2 separate regions of the Homo sapiens genome follow, and region 2 is linked to region 1. A link is a loop called in an ENCODE intact Hi-C map of the cell type or tissue named here. Cell type or tissue: heart right ventricle. All regions are shown on one strand. Each heading gives the region's core, and the rest is flanking DNA. Links, peaks and the distances in the headings are about the cores only.

What was found. Hi-C counts contacts between places; a loop is a spot of excess contacts. Peaks named below come from ENCODE experiments on the same cell type or tissue, not always from the same donor. Only the 100,000 strongest peaks of a DNase experiment are listed, where the experiment ranks them.
Region 2: it touches region 1 in a loop (3-fold over the local background); 4 of 110 quality-filtered maps call a loop at or near these places.

Annotation. Positions count from the first base shown.
Region 1 is chr7:14,898,099-14,908,932 of GRCh38, reverse strand. It overlaps DGKB (diacylglycerol kinase beta), which reads left to right and starts at 6,182. Exons shown (of 26, transcript NM_001350709.2): 1 at 6,182-6,341. In heart right ventricle, for the core only: no CTCF peak of the experiment used is centred there; a DNase peak (open chromatin) is centred at 6,202; H3K4me3 peaks cover 1,866 bases; H3K27ac peaks cover 312 bases.
Region 2 is chr7:14,719,990-14,730,823 of GRCh38, reverse strand. All of the region lies in intron 5 of DGKB (diacylglycerol kinase beta), which reads left to right. Among named protein-coding and RNA genes, the nearest start is that of DGKB, 180 kb to the left of the region's middle. In heart right ventricle, for the core only: no CTCF peak of the experiment used is centred there; no DNase peak of the experiment used is centred there.

The DNA of each region.
Region 1 (10,834 bases), core at 1,412-9,411:
GGCTGATTTACAACAGTGAAGATAATGATAATGAGTTTTGTTATTACATTTCCACAATTATATAGCATCTGTTTTTTCAACAAAGTGCTTTGTTAAAGTCACCCCAAAACCAGTCTATATGTATATGCATTTTGATGCATACTGCATGAGGCTATCATTACTGTTACAAATTTTTCCACTCTTCCTTTCAAGTTACCTGTCTTTATAGAAGTTACAGAAAGGTAAGATTTCATTTAATAAAAAATAGCTCTAAGGTTAAGTCACATATAAGATATGATAGAAAGCTATTCAGGCCCTCCCCAACTCAGCCAAAAAAAATAAAATGCTTTATCTTAAGGCATTCTTCTCTAAATTGTAAACAATATAAACAGATTTAATCATTTAGATGGCTTAAAGCTAGTGTATTTATTTGCAGTTGATAGCATGGTGTTTTAAAGATTTAGCTATTAGATGGAGGTTTTCTGTTCTCTTTCAAAACTGACATTTAAAATGATTATTTGATACAAGTCCATATCAATACAACTGAAAATCTTTTCAGTGCCTTCTGTGTGCAGGGCTCTGTGTAAATATGAATATAATTTGGCCTCTAAGTCTAATGTAGAGACACCTAAATGGCCTCCAGCGTGTTAGAAAGAGTGATGGGATATTGCTCAAGGGTTAGAGTGGGTATAGAAGAACTAGTTAAATTGGCCTATGTAGTTTCTCAAAAAAATAAAATAAAATCACAATATGTATGCCTTCTCTTTTTTTAAACAATTGGTCTAAATAATAAAGTGAGGTCATGCAGTATAAAACGTGGACATTTTCAGGAACACTGTGTGGATGACCATTGCTAAATCAATTATAGTTTACTCCACATCCATCACTGAGACAGCCAAATAAATGGCTGGGCTATATTACAGTCTGCTAATTTTCCACATAAAACTTCAGTTGGACAACTACAATTTCTCTGTCACAGAATTTCTATGCTGTGCTTTAAATCGTGTTTTGCTGCATTTTCTGTGGTTCCTTAATTATGTGTCCAGCTTAGGACTTCACACATTGTGGGTGGCTCAGAAAGTTTGACTGAATATCTTCTCCCCTAATTAATATTACTTATCATTGCTCAGACCACTTTATAATACCAGGTACCTTCATCGAAGCAGAGGAAGAATTGCCTTTCTGATTTAAAATTGCCTACTAGGTCAACAATAAGCTTGCTGCCCCTAAGAATCATTCAGATTCTGCCATCACCATTCAGTTACATATTCATGTATAAAGAAATAAGAATAATTTGAAAGTCATATACTTAAATATTAACCTCAGAAATTATGGTTTCAATGAAGACAGGGCACACAGTTATGGAAACCATTACCCCTGTGCACATGTGTGTGTGTTCATGCACGTATACATGTAAGCGCACATGCAGAATGCTGCCAGGCACTGTGCTATGTGCTTCACACATGACACATTATTTGATTCTCTCAACCACTCTGTGGGGTAGGTGCTATGGCATCCTCATTTCATAGGTGAGAAAACTAAGGTGTAGAAAAAAATTATTTTCCCAAAATCATGGAGCCAGTAATTAACCTAGCTGGGAATTGAAGCACGTCTGTTTTGTGACAAAGCCAGGAAGTCCAGTGGAAAGGCCTGTAAATGGCCTGCCCAGAAATTAGTGATGGTGATCTATTTTGTTAGTTTCCTCTCCTGTAAAAGAGGAGAATTGGACCCAAAGAGATCTGAAGGCCTATCAAATCCCATATTTTATGATCATTATTCTTTTCAAGGGGAGTGCAATAATATCATGTCTTTTCTGAATCTCTCCTAGCCTTCCAGCTTATGTCCCACTGATTCATTGATTTAAAACCAGTGGAAAAGCTCCCGTATGGCACTTTGTTAAATTTAGGAAGTAGCTATCCTCTCATGATTAAAGCCAAAGTTGGTAAGGATTTAAATTATTGAGCAATTTATTTTTTTTGAAAGATAAAATACTTATATAAAAAATTTAAAGTGAGAATACCTTTATTTATGGGATTGTATATTCTTTAAAAGATAAAGCTATATCCTATTGAACTGTTTCTTTTCCCAATGCTTTGCAGATAATAGATGTTTAATAAATGTTTGTTGAAAAACATTAACATGACAAAGTAATTTTTAAGCACCAGTTTACATACAGTGCTGTGATTAAAGATGGATTTCTGGAGGCCGGGCACTGTGGCTCACGCCTGTAATCCCAGCACTTTGGGAGGCCAACGTGGGTGGATCACGAGGTCAGGAGTTCGAGACCAGCCTGACCAACATGGTGAAACCCTGTCTCCACTAAAATACAAAAATTAGCTGGGCATGGTGGCATGCGCCTGTAATCCCAGTTATTTGGGAGGCTGAGGCAGGAGAATCGCTAGAACCCGGGAGGCAGAGGTTGCAGTGAGCCGAGATCACATCATTGCACTCCAGCCTGGGCAATAGAGCGAGACTCCATCTCAAAAAAAAAAAAAAAAAAAAAAAAGACAGAAAAAAGAAAAAAGATAGATTTCTATCTAATGTCAATAACTTCTGATACTTCACAGTTTAAGTGCTGTCTCTCATCATTTATTTTGTTTGTTTAAGAATTAATTTATTAAGAGTGATGAAAGGTAAATGAAAGTTGTCTTGCTTGTAATCCTTGATATAAGGCCAACATTTTAGGAACAAGCACACATAAATGTGTAGCAATCTGTTTTTGTTTTTGTTTTTTTTTTAAGGCTCTAGTCCAGTAATCACAAGACTAGGTAGGGATTTAGAAGTCAAAAGGGGAGTAGAGAGAGAGCTGTGAATTTCTTAGGGATTAAATAGGACCCTGAAAGCCCCCTCAGGAAATTAGATTCTAGATAACTTTATTGATTGAGTTTGTATAGTAGAAAATTCATTTTGGAGGAATCTTAAGGACAGGCATTATTGTGCAGTTCTGTGGAGCCTGTGAGTGATAGATATGAAAGGACACTTAGAGACCCTGAGAAGTGAGTCACATCCTTAAAGTGCCAGTTATTTAGCAGCAGAAAAAAGACGAAAAGAATTCAAACACCCTTATTTCCAGCTCACTTATCTTCCCAATGCCCTGCACTCACAGATTAATTCATTCACTCACGTATTCAAACGTTATTTTACTGTGCACATACCACTTTCTAAGCACTTTGGTAGATGCTAGAGACGCATGAATGAACTAAGCAAACATGGCTTGCTTTTGCTGTTGTACAGTTTGCAAACTTTTGGGTTCTCTTCAGTAAATGACTATCATTAAATTACAAAATTTAGTTTGGGAATACTTGTTTTGATGATGAAGGAGATGTAGATGAAAATTAATATGATTCGTTTCTATATATTTTCACAAATTGATGATTATGTTGAGGAATGAGTATAGAGCAAGTTCATTTTTCTCTTATTTTTTAGATTGATGAATGATAAACAGATTCCCATGAAGTTTCTGAAAATCTAGTGATGGGAGCAGAGAAGCATCTTGGAGAAATGGGCACAGTGTTGTAAGGGAGTGATTTGTAAGTTTTACCACAAAATGGAAAATCTTGAGTTATGAGTCAGGAATAAGATTCAATCACCAATCCTTAACTGAAAATTTTCTTCCTCCATTACCAAACCTTGTAGTTTTAAGAGAGTGGTTTTTTCTTAAAGTGAATCTTAGTAATGCTATAAGCTGTTAAAAAAAAAAAAAAAAAAACTAACAAGATGGATGTTAAATACTCATTACCAATTATTTTAACATCTTGTAGTTCTTCCAGCTCTACCCAGACCAGATGTTTAGACTCCTTCTTATTTATAATGAAGATAGCTAATAAATTATGTCTCTCAATAATGTTTAGAGTGTTAGTGCTCTTCCTAAATATGATTTAATTTCAAAATGGGAGTAAAGGTAAAACAAAAAACAATAACCAAAAAGATCAAAAAGAAAACCCTGCTAAACTACAAATGGCAAGATCCTGCTAGTTATAGTAAGGGATGAATTTGTTGAGCAGGGCAAGTTTAAAATCATACCATTTGTGGATAAAGTTGGCCTTTTGTATCAAAATGTATTTCTATGTGCTAGAGACTTCTTGTGCCTACTTCCTTACACTGCAGTGTACACAAGTATAAAAAAGGTACTCTTCAGACTGTTAATAATATTAATTGTGTGATACAATAATTATTTAATGGACAGACAACAAATGAAGAGAAAAATAGCTATTTGGCATCATGTTTAATTAGAATTTTGACGTTAAAAAATTCTGGATGCTATTCGCATTTAAGGTATTATATGATTTTTAAAACAAAATATTAGCCTCTGATAAAATCTGTTAAAATTGAAGTTAGGCTGGCTTTGGCAAATTGATATTTGTTGGATAATTGATAAATGCTTTGCTCATTAACTGGTCTTTGTTTAGCTAAAGGCAGTATAAACACATCAGGGAAAGATGTATTATTTAATCCTTTTGGGTTATTTTCTTCCTTCTGGGTCTTTTCTTATATTTTCTTTCTTCCGTGTTCCCCCTCTGTTTAATTTAACCCTGATTAACCCTGATTACACAAGCCCTAACAACTGGGAAAAAATATGGCCAATATGAAAAGTACTCAGAGGCAGAAATAATTAAAGGCGTGCATTACAAATAAAATCAAAAGGAATTAAGTTTATTTTTAGCTCAGACAACTGGAGGCTGAAAGTGGATTAAAAGTACTATTCAATTAAGTGATGTGTGTGTGTGTGTGTGTATTTAGGAGGGGTTGTTCATGATTACTCAATCTACAGAACAAGAAAGTGAAGACAGACTATTACTAGAGCAAATGTTACTAGTAATTAAGAAGTATTCTATTCTTTGGGGGATTTGAGAACGTCTTCCATTTCTAAGTTCTGCCGAATGTCATATTTTTTATGAGAATATGTTGGAGATTAATGAGAGCAGCCAATAAGGAGAGCAAATGAAAGTTAATAGAAGACAGAATCAAGTTGGTTTTACCAGAGTCTGTAGCTGACAGAGAGATGTTAATGCATTGAAATCATTGAGAATATTATATAGATAAGTTAAGAGCAACCACGGGACTTCTATGTCAAGATACCCCGTGTATAAGCTGGTAAGCACACTGCTTAATAACTGTCTGGTTTTGTACACAGTCCACAAAAATCTTGATTATTGACTTACTTACATTTTTCTTACCCTAATACACTATTTTACACACGTGCCTCAAAATTGTTATTTTTATCTGTGCCCTGATTGGTTACACATACATAGAGTTTCTCCCAATATTTAACTGCCTTTCTACTTCATCCATCCTCCAGTCACCTGCTCCGAGGTTACCAAGCCGGAATGCAGCAAGAGCGTCTGCAGCTGCTACAATTGGTAGAAGTGGCTTCGGCAGATGGTTGCTGAACAATGACCCACCAAGGACTACAGTTGTAGAAGGGAGAGGGGAGACGGGTATCATATTTCCTCCCTGAGATGTATAGTGAGTGGTAGTAATTGCAGTGAATCCAGCTCACTGTCTCAACAGCCTCTCACCTGCACCGTCTCCTCCCCTGTCTTATAACTGGACCAGCAGTTAAACAGCTGTATAGCCTTGTCTCCCTGTCTCATTTTCCCCTGAGCTCCATCAGCAAGAGTAGCAATAGCAGCTGGAGAAGCGGCAGCCAGAGATAGGCAGGGCTGGTGCTTGCAGCCGCGCAAATCGCCTCCTCCTCAACACACACACACACACACACACACACACACACACACACACACTGCACAGACTTCCAATATCAACGCGTCTTGACATAAATCAAGGACTAAGAGAGACTGAAGAAGAGCGTTAGTCATGGACAACAGGTATTTCATCTCTGACAAATTGTTTCCTTCAGCTGCTTACTGGTTTGGATGATAAAATAATCATTTGTGATAGCTAGCTTGAGTGGGAGTCTGGAGGACTGGGGGTGGACGCGATAGAGGAGCGGGGATGAAGTGGGAGGAGTGAGAGGTGGGGAAGGGGGACGCCAAAGATGACTTTCAGGCTCCGGAAACCTACGTCTTTCAGCCTCCGCTGTTTTTTAGTTGCAAATGATCAGAGACGGGTGAACTGCAGGCAGCCTGTGTTGCTGCCTGGAAGTAGATTTCCATCTTTCAGACACTAGTTCCAATGGGCCGGGTGTTCTGGAAGGGGGTGGCAGTGGGGAGGAGGATGCTGTGAGCAGAGTTCTTGAAGCTCCACTCCTCTGGGGAAGCCGAGCTGTGTGGGAGCCTTCTTACTGTGCCGGGAGCGTGTGAATTGGAAAGGATCCTGAGAACTGGCTAGTCCCAGTTCCTCTCCGGAAAAGCAGTGGCTCTCGCTTCAGAGATGCGCTCAGCTTTCGCCTGCATCACACTGCAGTAAGTTAAACTGGACATGGTTGGCAAATTGAGTGGCTTCTGGGTGTGTGGTGCGGGGGAAGGGAAGCTGGGAAGAAATGGGGAGGAAAGTTAGAGAAGCATAGCTTTGAATTCTCCATGAAATGTTAAATCGGTTCGTCTCCCTGACTCCTGTCCTAGTTATGCTATAGTAGGGGTGCTCTGTGATTTGCAGGCGGATGCCGCTTGTGTATTAGCTATGCAGAAAGTGCCCTGTCCATTGTGATTTTGGGCAACATAACTGATAAATGTTTTCTAAATTTAATTCCAAGAGTGGTCTCCTGAAAGTTACCAATGAGATAGCAGCTTGTCTTTTCAAAATGTAATTCATAAAGAGGCTGGCTTGGACTTTCAAATGCCCTAGTTAATTGTTACAAGTTCCAGTCCAGATTTATTCCTAATCTGTGAACTAAACAAGCAAGCAAGCAAACAAAAGTCTTCGATTTACCTTATTAAATTAAAATAAAACGTGAAGTAGGTCTCTAGATAACTGCTAGGCAACAGCCTAGGCCACACTGATGATATGATAAACATTCAAATACTCTTCAGTGGGTGCCACATGGAGGGTCCCCTCAGTTTCTTCCTGCTGCAATAATCTCCTCCACTTGCTGAACAGTCTCTTTCTTGTGATTTTAAAGTGGCGATTTTTACATAGATGGCTCTATACTTAGAAACCAAGCAGCATTGTGTTCACTGGCAGAAAATGAAGGCTTAAAACTTTTATAAAACAACTTCAACTGGTTGCTCAAATTGCAGATAACCAACTCTTTTAAAAACAGGTCAGCAAGGACCAGTCCATTGTAAAGCAAATGACCAAATAAACATGAATGCAAGCAGAATACTGAAGGTCTTTTCTAGAAAATAAATCAGAAATAATTAATGTTAAAAATGTTGGGGTACCTAACCAGGTCCTCTTGCATTGACCAGATTTTTACAGTGGTGGTGGGGCAGTGGGGGGTGGGGGGGGGTGGAAATCCCTCAAACAGAAAGCATATATTACACAAAAATGTTAGACTTAGTTGGAGGATCATTGGAGAAAACACTGTATTAGTACATTTTTCTCCAAGAAAAATTATTGACAAAACAGAAATTACCTAAAAGAGAATGTAAGATTTTAATCTGGATACGTCCATAGGCTAGCATATATTCCATAGGAGAAGAAGCTTCAAAATTTGTGAAATAACAATTGTGAAAAACAAAGTAATTCTGAAATCCTCTGTCTTTAGAAAATGGGTAACCAAGGACTACTCTTATCCTATAATTTCAGTTTTAAATTGTGCTACTCTTTCTCTAATCCACCAAATCTTCATGCTTTTACCAAAAATAAAACACGTCAAGAATGTCATTGGAATAGTCTTGGCTAATTTTCTACTCATCACGGGGATCTCCAGGTATAAAGGCTTACTTAATATTTTTTGGCATTGTTGGAGTGCCCAATTTGTTATAGGCGATCCATGCCACACACATACATAGTATCCCTGTGCATAAAGTCTACATGTGACCTTGTGAATCACTGAGTAAAATATAATGCAGGGAATATATTTGCTACAATAGTGCATACATGAGGGTGGTTAAAAATTTTTGACAGCAATGAGAAAGAAAACGAAAAGTCTATATGAAGAATAGAAGAATATGGTTGGAGCAAATTTGCAAGCAGTTCCCTAATACTCTAGAGTCAACTATTATTACCTGAAATCTTTATGTAGCTAAAGAGGAAGAAAATTAGGTTAAGAGCACTGATAAAAATTTGACAAAATTTTTTTAAATCTAGAAACTTATGTAGTTGGAGTTGAGCGGTGGCAATGCCTTTGCTTCATACTTTCTTGTCCTACTGGTAAGCAAAGCTCAAGTTATGACTGGGAAGATTATAAAAATCATTTGTGTAATAAAACAATTATTTAAATTGTTTTAACAATTTAAAACCATTGGTAAGTTTTGCTGGGATAGTGTCTGAACTAGTATCCTATGACTGATGCTTTTTCTTGCACACTATTGAAAGAACGGAGAGTTGTAGTCAGACAAGCCAGATGAAGATAGCTGCTGATCGCGAAATCTAATTCTGCCTACTGATAACGACTATGATGTGATCTATAGGCTTGAAATGACATTTCAAGATGATCCTCTCCTGGATGTTTCTTCTGGCTGCCTTCAGGAACAGAGCTGTATTTATATATGCACAATACTGTTGCAGTATTCTCTAAAGAGTAGTACCTCTAGCCGAGGAGCACTTGCCCAGAGCAAACTCCAGGAAAAATAGTGAAGAAGCCTATTCCTGTTGCCTCTCTTCCAGCAATAGCATTCTCTTTCTCTTGTAAAACACCAACGCAAATTCTGATCAAGTGAGTCACATATGTTATGTCCCAATACCATAGTCAATATCTTGGGTATTTACTATGAAGTAGGTTCAACTACTTGATAGCCCTGGATTATTTTCTCATGTGCTTTGTTCGTCACACAACGAATGAGTAGTAGTGGGCAGTTATTTTGAGTGCAGCAGTTGCACATACTGTGTCAAGAGCTTTACATATGCTCTCTCATTTACATATGCCCCTCACAGGAGGGAGACGGCATTTTCTCCCCTTTAGAAAAAACTCAAACTCAGGGGGAATAAACAAATTTCTGAAAGCAACGTATTTAGTGAATGCTGGGTTAGAATTTACCACTCGATGTGACTAACTCTAATTCTTAACTGCTTTGCTACTTAAAAAAAATTAAAATGGTACTCTACTATGGATCAGGGTGGGGTTGAGCATATTATTTTGTGGATGCCGTGGGTGGATAGTGCTTGAGAGATCTTCCTTCTCTGATGATACCCAAAATTGGATCCACCTAAACTGGAATCCACCTGCATTGACCCCAGATCCAAAGTTGGCACACTCACGATTCCAATTTCAGGCTTTGCTTTGGCTACCCAAACTCTGAAAATGAACATGGGGACATTTCCAGGAAGGAAATGGAAGATAATGCAGTTAATATGAGAGGAGAAAAGTTGGAAGATCTAAACACAGAGAGGTATAAAAAGAAAATAAGGGAATCATATAGTGGAAGGCTGGTCCAAAAATATGTCCACACTCTTTGTCCTGAGGGACACTAAATAACAAACTCTTTGGGGTGTGTGTGTAGGGTAGAGATCTTTAGTCACAGATAAAGTGCAGACTCAAAACATCTCTTTAAATAGCTGTAAAGTCTTATTATAAAAATTAGATTATGCTAGTCATCAGATAATCTCCTTTACATACTCTTTTTAAAAGTGGAAAAACAATGATTCAAAGACAAGTGGCGGAGAAAGGCCAGATGCTGACTGAAGAGGTAAAAGAGTAGTTGGACATATCGCTGATTCTTGCACAATCACTTTCTGAAAATTTGCCAGGAAGCAAAAGCCATCTTTAACTGGTGAGGATAAAAACAAAATGGTTCATTTAGGTAAAATGTGAAGTGTTACAGAGACTAACATGATTACTGTCACTTGTCTTATCACAGAAGACAAACACTAACAAAGAATAAAGTGAAAATGTTATGGGCGTAGAGCCAAACAATATTTTAAGATTGGTCTTTCTCAGCATGCTAAATTTAAACAGCCGAAATTCTTTTTTAAGGATATTCTGAGTCAACAATTTGAAATGAAGGATTTGCCTTTTAACAGGGAATTTGTATTGCATTGTAAACTTGAAACACAATGTCCCCAACTCAGTTATTTTTGATTGGCAATATGCCGATCACTATAGATTCAAGGAGCACAAAAGCTGTTACCTTCAAAATCAGAGAATAAATGGACTCGCTCCATAAGCGAACTGGATGCTCCTGAGCTATTGTCAGATGTGTATGTGGTGACAGAGCTTTGCAAATACATTCACATTGTTGGCCCTGATTCATTCTCTTGTCATTTGTGACACTTCAGGTTGGGGTTGGGAATAGAGTTAGTTTTCAGGATTGATTTTTGAATGTGGTGCTAAAATCAGCTCTCTTGCTCATTGGCTCCCTTCCTCTTCTAGTTTAAAAATAATGATAGTAACTTTCATTGAGTGCTTACTACATGGCATTTGCCTTTATAAATATCTTGCATATTTAATCTTGATCATACCCTTATGGGATAATTATTATCCTCATTCCCGTTTTATAAAAGAGCAAACTGAAGGACAACAGGGTTAAGTGACTTGTCACAGTTACAAACTGGTAGGAATAGAGCCGGGGTTTGAACCCAGGCAGTCTAGCTCTGGAGACCACTCTTCTAACCAAAAGGATCTAAATCCACTATTAACCACAACTGGCTTATTATAACCCTCCACAGTTCGCACAATGTTGCACCTTCTTTGTCTCTGCTTACATTTGGCTCTCTGTAATTTACTTTTGGACACCCAAACTCCTCTGCCCGCTCTCCATGCTAATGTGTTTCATTTGATAATGTGTTTTTGTCCTTTAATCTCCTACTCTAGTATCATGACACTTTGAGGTATCTAGTTGGATTCTACCACGGG
Region 2 (10,834 bases), core at 1,740-9,739, 180 kb after region 1:
TAGCTAAAGCAGAGTTGCTTTAGTGAAGGGCATGGGTGCTGGAGATACATGAGTACATGGAGTTGCAGTCATCCCCACCTTTTGAGACATTCATTCCCACCTGAAGTAACCTTTATGAGACTCCAGGATCCAGAGTCACAGTGAAGAAGGTGATAAAATCAGAGTTCCATGGCCATGAAGCACCATGTCACGTAGGCTATAGCATCTGCCTACAGCCCTATTCGCTCCATCTCCCTGCCCTATGCACCCCATATCCAACTATTTGCTGTGACTTAAACCTGCTTTTCTCACTCAGGACTGAGTTTTCTTACATAATGTTTCTTTGCCCTTATCGCATGAAAACCCAATGCTTCCTTAAAGCCTCAGCTAAAGTGTCAGTCTTAATTAAATAGCACGCGGTGTGTTCCATACTAGGAATTCAATGATTAATAAGATGGCACACCTGGAGTGTGCAACTGGGAAGAAACCCTGGCACTCTGGTACTTTTACAAGACACCATTTGTCCCTTGTAGCATCCCTGTCCCTTCTCCATCGCCACCCATGCCAACTCCAACCATTTAGTATTCATTAACTGAATTAACTGCCTTCAGAGAAATTACCTTTCTTTACATATAAGATAGCAATCAACAGCAATTATTAGTAACTGTTAGTTTCTTTAATAATATAGTAATTAAAATAGGACGTAATATAGTATATTAACTCATTTAAACACTCATACTGTTTGTTTCTGTTGGACTACACAATGTCCAAAATGTTGCATCTGTAATAGAAAATGTCTGGTACTTGTTGCAGGTCAGCGTAACAGTTTTTGTTGTTGTTTCTTCCTAATTGTTTTATAAGAAAGAAAGAGAAGATTTTCCTAGCCCCCTTTAAATAATAATAGGCACTCAATTGATAGGTGTGCCATTTAGTAATTTATTTTATTCATTCATTAATTCATGCATCCTATCTATTTATTTAAACTCATTATATGCTAGAACTTCCACAGGAAAGCTGAGGATCCTTTAAAGTCAAGCAAAAAGATGAACAATTATGTGTTCAGTTATATTATAATAAAATAAATATTGTAAACCACTTTTGAACTGACTATGTGGAGAAAAGAGTGAGGTGCCTACAGGAGCCCAAATAAAACTAGAGGAAAAGAGGAGGTGAACCGTTGCAGGAGTCATCCAGTGTAAATTGGAGTTATCCAGGTAAAGTTGGAGAGGGGAGTAAGTAAGGGTGGGAAAGGATGTGAAAGGAGTTCCAAGGAGAGAAATCAACATACACATTTCTATTCAAAAATTTTTTAATGTCCCATCAAAGGGCAATGTATGAACTGTAAGACATTCAGTATTCATAGATTCAAAATTCATCACTTATAAATTGATATTTACTGTTCAAGTTGTTAGGGATACATCAGTGAGCAAAATGATGGCTCGTGCCTGTAATCCCAGCACTTTGGGAGGCCAAGGTGGGCGAATCACAAGGTCAGGAGATCGAGACCATCCTGGCTAACACGGTGAAACCTGGTCTCTACTAAAAATACAAAAAATTAGCCGGATGTGGTGGCAGGCGCCTGTAGTCCCAGCTACTCGGGAGGCTGAGGCGGGAGAATGGCGTGAACCCAGGAGGCGGAGCTTGCAGTGAGCCGAGATGGCGCCACTGCACTCCAGCCTGGGCAACAGAGTGAGACTCCATCAAAAAAAAAAAAAAAAAAAGAAAGAAAATGAAACCCGTTTCCATTCTAGTGGGGAGAGGCAGACATACAGAAAAGTAAATACGTGTACCATATCAGATGGTAGTAAGTAGTATTGGCAAAAATGTATACAAAAAGAGGCTGGAGCCTTGGCACAGTGGTTCATGCTTGTAATCCTAGCACTTTGGGAGGCTGAGGTGGGGGGATCACAAGGTCAGGAGTTTGAGACCAGCCTGGCCAACATAGTGAAACCCGTCTTTACTAAAAATACAAAAATCAGCTGGGCGTGGTGGTGCACACCTGTAATCCTAGTTACTCGGGAGGCTGAGGCAGGAGAATTGCTTGAGCCTGGGAGGCAGAGTTGCAGTGAGCTGAGATGGCGCCACTGCACTCCAGCCTGCACGACAGAGCGAGACTCCATCTCAGAGAAAAAAAAAAAAAAAGGAGGCTGGAAAGTGCAGCTTGAGGCTGAAGATGACTGGGAATGTGGGATCCTCATGATTCACTTAAACTAAGATAGGAGTTCAAAAAGGTCATTTCTGTTCATCCCAGAGCAGATGATGCTCATGACCTTGTAAGTATCGGGCATGGCCTGGAGTGGAATGAGGAAAGAGGGCCTGGCAAGGTCAAAGCCCCAAGGACCTTAGGAGACTGGAGGAAGATAGACTTGTTAGGAGCACTGAGAGGTCTGGATCTGGCCTGGACTCCAGTTGTGCTTCTGCAGAAGAGGCGAGAGAGGTAGCCAAGGCCAGGTGGGGAAGAGTTTTGCCTGTCATGCTAAGTTGTGAATTTTATCCAGAAGAAATCGGAAAGCCATTATGAGATTTTAAGCCAGAAAATAATTACACTGCTAGTGAGGTGGCAGCTATCATGAAGGAGAATGAGGCTGACGGTATAAAAGGGTCCAGAAGATATTTCAGATTGAGAGTAGTAACAGCTATCTCTGAAAAAAATTAGATGCCTTATCATTGGTCCCCAACTCTCCCATTGCTTGTTTGATGAGGCAATGGTTAATTTGCACTGTGATGCTACACATATCAATAAGCTATAATATCAATAGGAGGATTATGTCATTTTATGTTTTCTGTGCATTTGAGTCACGCCCCAAGTACTTATTTTAGATAGAAAAGGAAAATGTCTGTCAGGAAGTTAATCAATTAAGAACAGAAAATTGTACAATGAGAATGAGATACTTGAACCTTGGGAGAAATGTTCTTTCACCAAATAGACTTACTGAATGTTCTTGCTGAAAGGTATACTTCATTAATTGTGCTGAGAAGATATTTCTCTTATTAGGACTGTCTTGAGGATATTAAATATATATGTGTGTATGTGTATTTTTTATTACTGTGCTGTACCTTAACAGGTCTTTTATAACTGATCAGTTATTTCAGTTTCCACAATGCAAACAAGGAAAGTCAGGGTCCCCAAAACACAAACTGAACAGACTACATAGCTTGTGTGACTATGAGATAGGGGAATTCCTGACACATAGTAGATATTTAAAATATATTGGTGTATTTCTTAATGTCGATATACTTATTACTGTTGAGGTAATAAACTTACTGACACAGAAATGCTCCAGGAATACAGATGAAATAAATTCTGTCTACTGGCCAATTCATATTTATTTATATCAACCTTTACATTTGATGTACCTCTGTAGTATTGAATTCATACTTCTAATTATTGTCATTAGAAGTAATGATCCACAGATTATTTTACTTCAAAAAATATTTTATCCTGCCAACCTCTTCCTTGCAATAATTTTGTGGTCCTGTTTTTAACATAATTACTGCCAGTAAGGGATGATTTCTCTTCAAGTCTCTCCTTTAATCATTAAATGGTTTTTAATATGTTAGACTTGAATAATCAGGTTTCTTTTTTCTTCCATCTGAATATTCCAAGTAAAATTTGGTCCTCAAATTTTCCACCTTTACTTTATTATTAGATTTATTCACCCAACACACAGGAGTTTCTGTATTTTCATTTTCATCTTAATGGTTGCATACTAAATAATAGTGTTGTCTTAACATTTTTGTACTTTCATGTTCAAAAATATTTATTTACAGTTTGTAATATTCTAGCAAAAGGAAATAAGAGATTTAATACCCTGCAGAGGCCCAAATCCATCATAACATTATTTCACTCATAAAAACACCTAGTCATAGCTAGAAAATATGCAATGGTGTTGGACACTTGCTTTGATCCCCTGGAATGAAAGCTCTGTGGAAATGGGATTTTCCTGCTTTGTTCCATGCTTTATCCTCAGTACCTGGGGTCTGGTTTTACATGACTAATCTTAAGGGTCCTGAATATTTATTGTGTTTATGATTATAAAGGGCTAGTTGTATATCTATCAAAAACACAGATGAGCAATAAGAAAAATCATACGTAAAGATTTGGCAAATATATGTGCATGTTTACACATGCAAGCACACATATAAATACATGTTCACAAACATATTATGATGGATGGCCCAAGACATGGGCCAAATGGAAGATGAAAATTTAGAGTTCTTAGCTCTGGCTATGGTTTCTAATTTTCTTTCAAATGTTTATGATTTAATCAATGTATCCACCCTTAAGAGTCTTGAAAACCAGACTCTTAAAACAAAGGTCTTTTATTGAGAGGCAGAAGACAGTTTCCTCTGATTTATTTTTCTCTGTCCAGCCTCACAGAATCATGCTTAGAGTATAAAACTCCGATTCTGGCCGGGCACGGTGGCTCACGTCTGTAATCCCAGCACTTTGGGAGGCCATGGATCACCTGAGGTCAGGAGTTAGAAACCAGCCTGGCCAACATAAAAAAACCCCGTCTCTACTAAAAATACAAAAATTAGCTGGGTGTGGTGGCAGGTGCCTATAATCCCAGCTACCTGGGAGGCTGAGGCAGGAGAATCGCTTGAACCTGGGAGGCAGAGGTTGCCATGAGCCCAGATTGCGCCACTGCACTCCAGTCTGGGCGACAGAGTGAGACTCCATCTCAAAAATAAATAAATAAATAAATAAAAATAAATAAATAATAAAACTCCAATTCAGACTGCATTTTGAGTCGTACCTGTGCAACTTGTTCTCTCCTCTGTTTTCTTAGATGTAAAATGGGGATAATATGTGTATGTATTTTATTAACTATTGTGAGACTGAAGAAAAACAGGATACATGTACTTCATTTGAAATAGTATTGTGTACATTATAAATGCTTAATAAATGCCAGTCATTACCATTATTCATTAAATAAATTATGTTTCAATGTTTTGGTGTGCATACATAGCATAAAGTTCAATTTCAACATATTGGTTGCGCGTGGTTGCTCACCCCTGTAATCCCAGCACTTTGGGAGGCTGAGGTACAGAGATCACTTGAGGTCGGGAGTTTGAGACCAGCCTGGCCAACATGGTGAAACTCCGTCTCTACCAAAAAATACAAAAATTAGCTGGATGTGGTGGCTGACACCTGTAATTCCAGCTTCTTGGAGGCTGAGGTGGGAGAATCTCTTGAACCCTGGAGGTGGAGGTTGTAGTGAACATGCCACTGCACTCCAGCCTGGGCATCAGAGAGTGAGACCCTATCTCAAAAAAAAAAAAATCAACATATCCTTTTTGTTTTAAAGATATTATACATTCTGAACAATATCTGTACAGTGAAATTTAAGGAGATTATTGGAATTTCTTTTCATGTGATAAATACAGAAAATTTGGCATCATGGGCTCTTTTAATATGTGGTGGTTTAATTATTTTTGTCCCATACTTATATATATTCAAATTACTGAGAATAATTTAAATAACTTTCAATTATCCATCTGCATACAGTATAGAGCCTGCACAACCTGATATGGTAGCCACTAGCTATCCACTGCTATTTAAATTTAAATTCATTAATAATTTTGGTCAAATAGACATAGGTAGTTAATTTTATTGTATTGAAGAGTGCAGAAAGTTTTTTTGTTTTTTGTTTTCTGTTTTTTGTTTTCAAGAGACAGAATCTTGCTCTGTTTGTTGCCCAGACTGCAGTGGTGTGATCATAGCTTACTGTAACTTTGAATTGCTGGGCTCAAGTGATCCTCTTGCTCAGCCCCCTAGGTAGCTGGGACTACAAATGCATGCCACCCCAAATGGGTAATTAAAAATTTTTTTTTATAGAGATGAAGTTTCCCTATTTTGCCCAGGTTGGGCTCAAACTCCTGGACTCAAATGATCTTTTTGCCTTGGCCTCCCAAAACACTAGGATTACAGGTGTGAACCACTGAACTCAGCCTTCAGAAAATTTTATTGGATAACACTGGTGTAGACAGATCTCATTTTTACTGCTTTTAAAAAGAGTCCAAAGTTTGGAATGAGATGATTTGTCTTCACCTTTTTGCTCCGTTGACTGACTGGTATATGATCACGAACAGTTTACTTACTGACTTTCCACTTTCTCATCTTTAAAACAGAATTGTAGGGTCAAATAAGACCACTGTACAAAAGTATTGTTTGCACACAACCAGAGCTGTTATTAATGTTGTTCCTTCACAGAGGTTACTCTGCTCTTAAAACGTTATCCCCAAAGACCTATACTTTAAGTCCTTCTCCCTGTAATTGCTTGTTTGGGGTTTTTGCCAATGTCCAAACAGATGAAAACCAGAGTATGTTCTCAGAGAGGTTTGTCTGATCCCAGTTTCATATCAGGGACTGTATCTCACAGTCTGTCTTCTCTTTATAAGGAATCACCATCTCTATTACATTTCTTATTCACTGAAAATGCCATCTACCTAATTTTGCTGCCGGTTTGGGTAAACATAAAGAATGAAAGATAATTATAATATACTACAACAAGCATAGTTGAAAGATTAAGTGTAAAAATCATGAAATATATGACAATACTAATATCAACTATTTTTATTCTGATTATCTATGCTACTCATTATGACCAATAGTATGGATGTTGGAAATATAATTATACTATGTGATAAATAAATCTGATACGTTTCTGTAAATTGAACCAATATTTTAAAAGAAAAAGCTAAATTGCCAGTGTTGTATTGCCTTATAAATTTAGAAATGTGATCCATGTTATTGTTTTTGACTATTTCATTAAGAAATAGAGAAAATGTCACTGTTTACATTATATGAAATGCAAGTGTTTGAAAATGAAACAAACTGGACCAGAGGCACTAATTTAACAGCTACCCAAAACTTATCTGCTAATAATTGAACCTGAAGCTGGAATTAAAATTATCTATTAAATACAACTTTTGAGGTTATTGTTTCAAGAAATGAAGTGTCTAGATTGGAGTATAATGAAAATCATGTGCTTAGAAATGTGATAATCATAGGCAACATTCGATATGACTAATGCTAACTACTTTTTATAACTAAAGCTTTGAAGAAAAGAATGTGTATGTGTGTATGTATGTATGTGTATATATAATGAACTTATTTTAACAGAAATAAATGCTAAGTACAAGATAATTATTCCTAAAAGACTAATACGCTCTAATTACAATGCTTACTTTTCACTTTATTTTGTACTATTGTAGTATATACATACACATATATATGTGTGTGTATGTGTATATACACACACACACACATATATATACACACACACACATTTGCTTCACTTTTGTGATGAAATATTTAAAGTAGTATAGCCTAGGGCAAGTAGAAGAATCTGCAGATTATACTACTTTAAGTGTCAATTGCAATATTTACTCTGAAGCAATATTTAGCTCTGATCACTTGAGGCCAAAAAACAAACAAACCCTTTTGTTTTGCCCAGCTTTATGTTTCATTTTAGTTGTAAAGAGAGAATTTCACTGATGACTGGGTGTGTAAAATTGGCCTTTGTTAATTAAAAATAGAATTTTGAGCTTCCTCACCAGAGGCTATTGCTGCTAGAAAGGATCTCACTTACTATTTCATGTTATCATTTTACCATCTCAGCTGTAGTCAAGAAGTCAGGCTTGCAACTTTTTGGTTGCCGTACATGTTGTCTCCTAAGCTTCTGAATAACCATTAGATTAGTGCAAACTTCTTAAAAGGAAAAAGGACTTTTTTCAGGGTAGTGAACTGCAATCGAGGAAGATAAGTAGTGAGCTTCAGCCAGATTTAGGGAAAGGGCAAAAGAAAAAAAAATGAATAAATAAATAAATAAATAAATAAAGGGTAGAGTAGGGTGTAAAAATAACTCCTGTGGAGATAGATTGAGGACCAGGGTCTGCTTTCAGAAAACTAAATGAAAATATAATATAAAGAAACATTTAAAAAAAGTGGGCTGATCTTGGGGAGGTGGTAGGAGCAGGAATAAATCTGTGAGTTTTTTTATTTTTATTTATTTATTTATTTATTTTTGAGACAGTTTCACTCTGCCGCCCAGGCTGGAGTGCAGTGGCATGATCTTGGCTCACTGCAACCTCCACCTCCTGGGTTCCAGCGATTCTCCTGCCTCAACCTCCCAAGTATCTGGGACTACAAGCATGTACCACCGCGCCCAGCTAATTTTTGTATTTTTAGTAGAGACGAGGTTTCACCATGTTGGCCAGGATGTTCTCGATCTCTTCACCTTGTGATCCTCCCACCTCGGCTTCCCAAAGTGCTGGGATTGCAGGCATGAGTTCCGGTGCCTGGCCAAGCTTTTTTATTAATTAAACACCTCAAAATTTAATCAAGTTGATGAATGCATAAACTGTAGTACATCCAGACAATGCAATGTTATTCAGTGATAAAAAGAAATGAGCTATCAGGCCATAAGAAGACATGGAGGAAATGTAAATGCATATTAATAACAGAAAAAAGCCAGTCTAAATAGCCAGTCTGTATGATTTCAGCTCTATGACACTATGGGAAAGGCAAAATCCGGGAGAAAATGAAAGGTTCAGAGATTGTTGGGAGGGCAGAGATAAATAAACAGAGTAGAAATATTTTAGGGCAGTGAAACTTCTCTGAAAGACACTATAATGGTAGACACTTCATTATACACCTGTCCAAACTCATAGAATATACAACAAAAAGAGAACCCTAATGTATATTATAGAGATTGGATAGTAATGAGGTGTCAATGTAGTTTAACCAGTTGTAACTAACGTACTACTTTGGTGGAGAATGTTGGTAGTGGGGAGGAATATGCATGTGTAGTGGGTAATAACTTTATAAACAGAAGTAGAATTAATGTGAAACACAGAGAGATATTTGAAGTAAGCAAGACTTGAGTGAAGAAAATGAAGGAAAGATATAAAGCAGTGTTCAATCTCTGTACAGTCTCAATTTTGTTGTGAGCCTCAAACTTTTTAAAAAAGAATAGTTTTAAAGAATTAAGTCCTGTTCTACAATTTTCTTTTTATCAAGTAATAATAATAAAAGGTCTTTGACATTTTATCTTCTTCTTCAGTGCACTCTATAAATCATTCCAAAAATATATATTTTACCTCTCAAATTTGGCTGCTATTGGACTTAAGGAAGAGTTGATTAGTTCTTCAATGTATAGATTGAATATATGCCCATATTTCTTTTATATAAGCTTTAAGCTATTTAAATGTAAAACTGTGACACAATTAAATATGTGATACAGCTTTAATATTCAGTTAATAATATTTCATGGAAATAAATACATGATACAGCTTTAAATATTCATTTAACCGTATTCCATGTGATAAATACATGATACAGCTTTAAGTGTTCAGTTAACAATATTTCATGAAAAGAAAATGGAAAATATTACTCATTTTTCCAAACAAAAATAATTTTAGTACAGTAGCATATTCCTTCAAAAACGTGATGCTAAATACAAATTATATGTGTACATTCATACTCGATTTATACATTACATACAGAAAAGACAAAATTATGTGATCCTTACGTTCTCAATTGTTTGTGTTCAGTATGGTGAAAGCTGATAATTAAACACCATCTACCTTAGTTGTATAAGTACAAATGGTCATGCCATGTTCTAAATAAGTGAAGATCTATAATATATTTGGCTTTCTTTCAAATAAATGTCAGAGCATATTCTTTTCTTTCTTTTTTGTTTTGTTCTGAATTTTTCTATAAAGGAGTTAAATCAAGCTGATTAAATCATTTCAGTACCACAGGGGGAAACATTGGAAAAGAGGATTAGCTCATCAGCAGGATGAGTTAGGTCATAGCTTATCCGACCATAATTCAAGTGCTGTGTTCTCCAAGTCTGAAAGTTATGGTCATGTCAAGGGTCAGCGCCAAAATGTTTTTTATCATAAGTTGGAACTGCTTATTCCTGCAGCTGGCTAAGCTTTAGTTGGCTAGTTTCAATTATTCCGGTCTTTTTTTTTTTTTTTTTAAAGCTCAGGATTGTCTTCAATTCCCTGCCTTCTTTGGTTCATAAATAACTATTAGTTTGTATTAGACATACACTGATACTTCTATTAAAAAGGAAATTCCGTTTACAATATATGTCTCTGTTGATAACTTTATAAACAGAAGTAGAATTAATGTAAAACATAAAGCCACATTTGAAATAAATAAGACTTCATTTTAAAAAGAAAGGGGCCGGGCATGGTGGCTCACGCCTGTAATCCCAGCACTTTGGGAGGCCGACGTGGATGGATCATGAGGTCAGGAATTCGAGACCAGCCTGACCAACATGGTGAAACACCATCTCTACTAAACATACACACACACACACACACACACACACACACACACACACACACACAAATCAGCCGGGCGTGGTGTCCCGCACCAGTAATCCCAGCTACTCAGGAGGCTGAGGCAGGAGAATCACTTGAACCCAGGAGGCAGAGGTTGCAGTGAGCCAAGATCGCACCATTGCACTCCAGCCCCTGGGTTACAGAGCGAGACTCCATCTCAAAAAAATAAAAAAAATTAAAAATAAAAAAGGATGGAAAGACCCAAAGCCGTGTTTTTTCAGACTGTGATTTTTGATCCATTGGTGGCTAGTAAACTCAATTTAGATGGTGTTTGAGAAAAATTTTCAGAATAGGATAGAATATGAGTAGGTTAATATAGAAAAGAAAATATTTGGGCAATTATGAATCCCACTAATGTGTGTGTGCGTGTGTGTGCGTGCGTGCGTGTGTGTGTGCTGTGTTAAGATGTAAATTATTTTTCTTACACTTTTATGATTGGCCTTGAACAAAAATAGTTTGTAAGCTACCACTGTAGAAACAGGAAGATGGA